Linked DNA regions of Homo sapiens: region 1 is linked to region 2. A link is a loop called in an ENCODE intact Hi-C map of the cell type or tissue named here. Cell type or tissue: sigmoid colon. All regions are shown on one strand. Links, peaks and the distances in the headings refer to the core of each region. The heading gives the core; the rest is flanking DNA. Region 1 has its middle 130 kb from the start of LINC01372. Region 2 has its middle 420 kb from the start of CT66.

Region 1 (2,913 bases), core at 188-2,687, 1.7 Mb before region 2:
GAACTCCTGAGATCAAGCAATCCACACACCGTGGCCTTCCAAAGTGCTGGGATTATAGGTGTGAGCCACCACACTCTGCAAGAGTGCAGCTTTGAGAGGTGGAATCTAGGAAGGCATCCCAGGTTATTAGAACGCAGGGAAATGGAGCTCGATACAGAGAATGCAGAGTCCCAAAGCCGAGTGCAATAGCAGGAAAGGAGAGCTGGGCTTTCCTGATGGGGAACAACTCCATGTTCAGCAGTGTAATGTGCACAGACGTGAAAAGGCAGAAAGAGACATGCCCCAGGAGGAGACAGCTGAAGCAGGTAACTCTAAGAAAATGAAGCAGTCTGGGGAGCCCAACCTGGTTTCTGGAGACTTAATTGCCTTAAGAAAGTACTGGTCCTAGGCCTATGTGGTGGCTCACGCCTGTAATCCCAGTATTTTGGGAGGCCAAGGCGGGCAGATCACCTGAGGTCAGGAGTTCAAGACCAGCCTGACAAACATGGTGAAACTCCATCTCTACTAAAAATACAAAAATTAGCTGGGTGTGATGGCGGATGCCTGTAGTCCCAGCTACTCGGGAGGCTGAGGCAGGAGAATTGCTTGAACCCTGGAGGCGGAGGTTGCAGTGAGCGGACATCGCGCCATTGCACTCCAGCCTGGGTGACAGTGAGACTCTGTCTCAAAAAAAAAAAAAAAAAAAAAAAAAAGAAAGAAAGAAAGTACCGGTCCTGTGGGCCAGGAAGCCCACAGAAAAGATCCTGGGAGGAGGATGTGAAGTACCAGAACCTGGACAGACACTTTGGCTGGAAGACTTGGCTGCTCTGTAGGGAGAAGTGCTTAATTGCACCTGCTTGTCCTGTTGGTTACCTGGTGCTTTCATACTGGTGCACGGGGCTTGTTTAGGAAACTGAATTCCAGGCTGTGCTAAGTGCCCCTCCCTTTCTTTCCATAGCCTCCTTTCTCAAAACTGGCCAGAGATGGAAATGATCTGTGTATGTTTCCATCACTATTCCGTGAATGCCTTTAGGGTACCACAGAACCCAGCACACAGTAGGTGCTCAATGAAAATCTCCTGAATGCTTGGTTTTTCCAAGGCTGGCTTTAGCAACAGTCATTGTCTACTTCTCAGGGCTGACTTGCTGAGTCAGGACCTCAGCCTCCTCATCTGTAAAGTGGTGGGGTTGGACCCAGTGACCCTGAGGGTCCATTTGAGCTCAAATGTCCTATGAGTCTATGATTTTTTGACTTCAGAGTCCAGAAATCTCTTGGATCATGTCCCCTAAGGAGATGCCAGGGTTCCTTTCCAGCTTGCAAACCTGTTTTTCAGCCACAGATGGGCCTCCAGGGCAGCAGGGAAGCCGGGAGCCAAGAGGCTGCCTTGTGCGAGTGAGCGATCTGTGCAAGGATGATTTGTGAGGGCAGAGCGGAGGGCAGCAGGGCTGGGGTTTCCCGGGGCTGCTGGCGCACTCCGACATCTGCTATTTTTCACTCCAGTGAGACTGATTTGCTCCAGATGGGCCCCTGCAGACTGTTTTTGGCTGTGCTGGGAAGTGTGGCGGCTGGCTGTGTTTCATCTCTGAGCCCTCTAAGAGACAGCAGAGCACGTGTTAACTGCTTCAGCTAAAAGGCCAGCAGATTCTACAAGAGGGCCCCAGTTCCAAATGATCCCTTCTGAGCAGATGGATTTTTATTTCCCTGAGGCATTACTCTCACTTCAAAGAAAGGTCTGCTCTGGATCTCATGGAGGAATACCTGGTTTGGTGGGCCTTAGTTAGGAAAAATCTTTCAACTGGAGGGAAGACTGTTTTATTGGGTTAAGTCAGATCTTTGGGTCAGTGTCTGTGGTTCTTCTCCAGCTAACAGAACTTTGACTTTACTGAAGGGGACCCTACCACCTTTCGTAGACTCAAGCTTTACTAGCAAGACCACTTTAGGAAGCTTCCTCTATAAGCCTTAGCTGACTGAGCCCTTCCCTTGGGGGCCAAATCTGGTGACTTTCTGAGTCTTTATTTCACAAAGCTGCTTGACAGAGGATAAAGACTTCCTTGGCCAGGAGTCAGGAAACTTGGTTTGGAAGCATGAACCTGTTGCTTCCTGGCTGAGTGATCTTGGATGGGTTATTTGACTCTCCAGCACCTCCATTTCATTTGTAACTTATGATGCTAGTATCTTTTCAAGGTCTGATGCTCATTGGGTCTATAATTTTCAGTTTTCTCAGAGATAAGCATTGCTGGGAGCAGTGGGGACCAGCCTTTCTAAACATAAAGAATCTAGGGACAATGTCACAGTTTTTGCAAGACCCAAGGACAACTCTTATTTGCATGGACCTTTGTCAGGGCAACCCATAGATACACTGAGCAGTGGTGAGGGTCCTGGATTCTGACCTTGAGGGGCTCAGCCAACAGAGGTGGGCCAATGCGGACCCCTGTAGCACCTTTGGCCTGGGTGGTAGGTGAAGACTTGACTTCCACTGTGGGTTTTTCCTCCACTAACTTTACCAGATAGCTTTTTTTCCTTCTTTCTTTTTTTCCCCTATCTCCTTCATCCTAGTCCATTTGTGCTGCTAATGGACAATACAAAAATACCATAGATGAAGTGGCTTAAACAAAAAGCCATTCATTTCTCACAGCTCTGGAGACTGGAAATTGCTGGCAGATTCGGTGTCTGGTGCAGGCCTGGTTTCTGGTTCACAGATGGCTGCCTTCTGTGCATGACAGGGAGCAGAGAGCTCCCTGGGGTTTCATTTTTAAGGGCACTAATCCCATTCATGAGGGTTCAACAAAGTTGAACACACATAGGCTCTTACTAAATATTTAGATTTACATAGGAGCAAACCATCATGACTGAAAATGCTTTGAGATATTTGCAGGGAAAAAGGAAAAGAGAAAGGAGAGGGAAAGTTGAAGAGAGAAAAAGAAAGAGGGGAGG
Region 2 (2,913 bases), core at 159-2,658:
AAATTGTATAATTATTTTGTTATATATTACAATGTGATAATAATAGAAATAAAGTGCACAATAAATATAATGCCCTTGAATCATCCTGAAACCATCCCCCCCACCTCCGCTGTCTGTGGAAAAATTGTTTTCCACCAAACTAGTCCCTGGTGCCAAAAAGGTTGGGGACTGTTGTATTAGAACAGACAGAGGACAGCTCTGTTGAGGGGTCTCAAGAACATAAAGGGCCCAGGCAAGTCATAAGCAGATAAATAAAAGTAAGAAATTAAGGTCTACTATGACAAGTCACTAAAATTGAACATAGAGGCTAGGTGCAGTGGTTCACACCTATAATTCCAGCACCTTTGGAGGCTGAGGCAGGAGAATTGCTTGAGGCCAGGAATTTGAGACCAGCCTGGGCAACATAGCAAGACCCTGTCTCTACAAAAAAAAAAATTAAATTGAATCTAGTGATAAATCCAGCTAGCAAATTGTTCTCTGCAAACTGAGCCCGTGAAGTCTTGTCATAGATTATTTAAATCTACAACTTGTATGAGCTGCAAAATAGATTGACAAAATCAGAAGCTGTCCTTTTTCTAGTCACTCTTCTTTGCCTTCTCTGAGTCTGCTTTTAGAATTTCACATGGCAGGTAGGCACTGCAATATTCTGGGCCCAAAAATATTTTTCAGGAAACCAAGGTCGAAATATCAACCTGTCAGACGTTGTCTTAGGTTATTAGCCTGTCTGGTGGCTGCCTTGCAGAAGCTGGCTGGAAATCTGACCAGGTATGTGTTTCCCCCCTCTTTCCCTATATATTTCCTTTCTTTACCCAGCATATTTTCCTAGGATTATGATTCACATATTTAAAATTAGAGCAGAAAAAGTGGGGGAAAGAGGTGATTTATGTTCTTTCCCCATTCCTAGCAATGTTTAGCCTCTGGAATCTAGATTAACAATGTGATGTGCTGAGATCCTGAAGGAAAATGAAAGAGAGAGGAGGAAGAAAAGGAGGAGGATGAATTGAAGAAGATGGAGCTCACTGCAAATTATATTTCCAGTTCCCAGACTTAGAAGGACATTGCAACTGAAATTGCTTGTGCTTGTAAAATTCTATCATGCTCAAAGAACCTCTTTTTATAGATGAAATCAGGTTTAACAGACGAATGTTGTGCCTCAAATTAATTAGAATAAATTCGTTCCCTAATGAAATATACCATCAACCATGAAAAAAAAAACCTAAAGGGTAAGAAGTATTAATGTGTCGATTAAGAGGAATGATGATAAGGATGTCAGTTTATGGAAAGTAACGCTGTGTCTATATACACAGATGGCTTTGAAAGACATAGACTCTTCCAACACTTGGATCACAACCAACCAGTTACAAACTGCTTGGTTGCTTGACTGAATTCAGCTGGTTTGTTTTGAAAATAACCCACACTCTGCCTAACATCATCACTTTCCAAACCACTTTGCTGGGTGCTAGCTTCACGTGTCTGCCTAAGCTCAAACTGTTGATGGATGACACTTGGGAATTGGCTGAAGAAGAGAGTTAACAGAACGTCCTGAAATCAGGAGAGAACTAAACAAGAGCTGTGGCAGAAAGCCAGCTTCAGTCGAAGAGAGATACCAAACCGAGACAGTGGAAGTGTCAGAAAGAAAAATGGGTGATTCTAGAAAATTCCATCCTAAAACATGTCAAGGGAGCTGGGTTTTTCCTAGGCACCAGTGCTCAGGGGGCAATCCTTGAAAACAGGAAGAAGGAACCAGCTTGGTGATCTGGTCTTTCCATACGGGAATTTAGCGAGATGGGATAGTCAATGACACCTTGGCACTCTCCCCGACGTGGAATGTCATTCTTATTTTCATAATCCAGAAGTTTTTAAGAACAGAACTGTTGATGTACTGCTCAACTGACTTTTAGTTAGTTCCAAGAGAAAGATGGAGAAGTCCACAGAGAGCCGGCTCTTATTCTAAACAGCTGGGATGGAGTTGGAATGACATGAATGTAGACATTCACTTCTAGCATCTCACAGTATTCACACAGCTCCAGAGAAAGGCAGGGGGACTAATTCCTTTCTAATTAGTCACAGAAGCTTTTGATAAGAGCCCCAAGAGGTCCATGGCCCCAAATATCACTTGACACATGAGCACGTGAGTCGCTAAATGCATCCTGGATGAGATGGATAGGTGGTGCCAAGTCCTAAATCTCCTATGGGGTTTCCTTTGACAGCCCACTCTTATGATTTAGGGCACCATCGGTGGCCCTGGTTTGATTCATCACTTGGTAATTCATCTTCCCCAACAAGCTATGGTTCCTGTTTTGTAACGCCCTTCCATTCTTCTCCTTTGAAGAGAGACAGAAACAGTGATAAAAGGCAGGCTTTGGAACAGAATTCTAGATTTTTCCTTCCAGAATTAGCCCTCGATAAAAAGAAGAAACAAACAGACAACGAAATCAACTTAAAGAAAGACTGTACCTATAGACAAAACAATGACCATTTACATCAAATATGCCACCTGCATTATTTCACGTGTTTGTATAAGTCCCCTGACCAGCCATAGCAACATATGAACAAGTGAGTGGATTTTTCCATCTGAACATTCTGACTACTTAAAAGTTAAAAACACATATGGGTTTTTGTTTTTTTGTTTGTTTGTTTTGTTCTATTTTGTTTTTGAGATGGAGTCTTGCTGTCTCCCAGGCTGGAGTGCAGTGGCGCCACCTCGGCTCACTGCAACATCCGCCTCCCAGGTTCAAGCAATTCTCCTACCTCAGCCTCCCGAGTAGCTGGGACTACAGGCTTGCACCACCATGTCTGGCTAAATTTTTTGTATTTTAGTAGAGACACGGTTTTTCCATGTTTCCCAGGGTGGTCTCATACTCCTGAGCTCAGGCAATCCACCTGACTCAGCCTCCCAACATAAGGGTTTTT

Evidence for each region. Hi-C counts contacts between places; a loop is a spot of excess contacts. Peaks named below come from ENCODE experiments on the same cell type or tissue, not always from the same donor. Only the 100,000 strongest peaks of a DNase experiment are listed, where the experiment ranks them.
Region 1: a loop joins it to region 2, with 7 times the contacts of the local background. A loop is called at or near these places in 2 of 110 quality-filtered maps.

What each region holds. Positions count from the first base shown.
Region 1 is chr7:67,461,527-67,464,439 of GRCh38, forward strand. No RefSeq gene overlaps it. Among named protein-coding and RNA genes, the nearest start is that of LINC01372, 130 kb to the left of the region's middle. In sigmoid colon, for the core only: no CTCF peak of the experiment used is centred there; a DNase peak (open chromatin) is centred at 1,465.
Region 2 is chr7:69,176,175-69,179,087 of GRCh38, forward strand. No RefSeq gene overlaps it. Among named protein-coding and RNA genes, the nearest start is that of CT66, 420 kb to the right of the region's middle. In sigmoid colon, for the core only: no CTCF peak of the experiment used is centred there; DNase peaks (open chromatin) are centred at 1,557 and 2,107.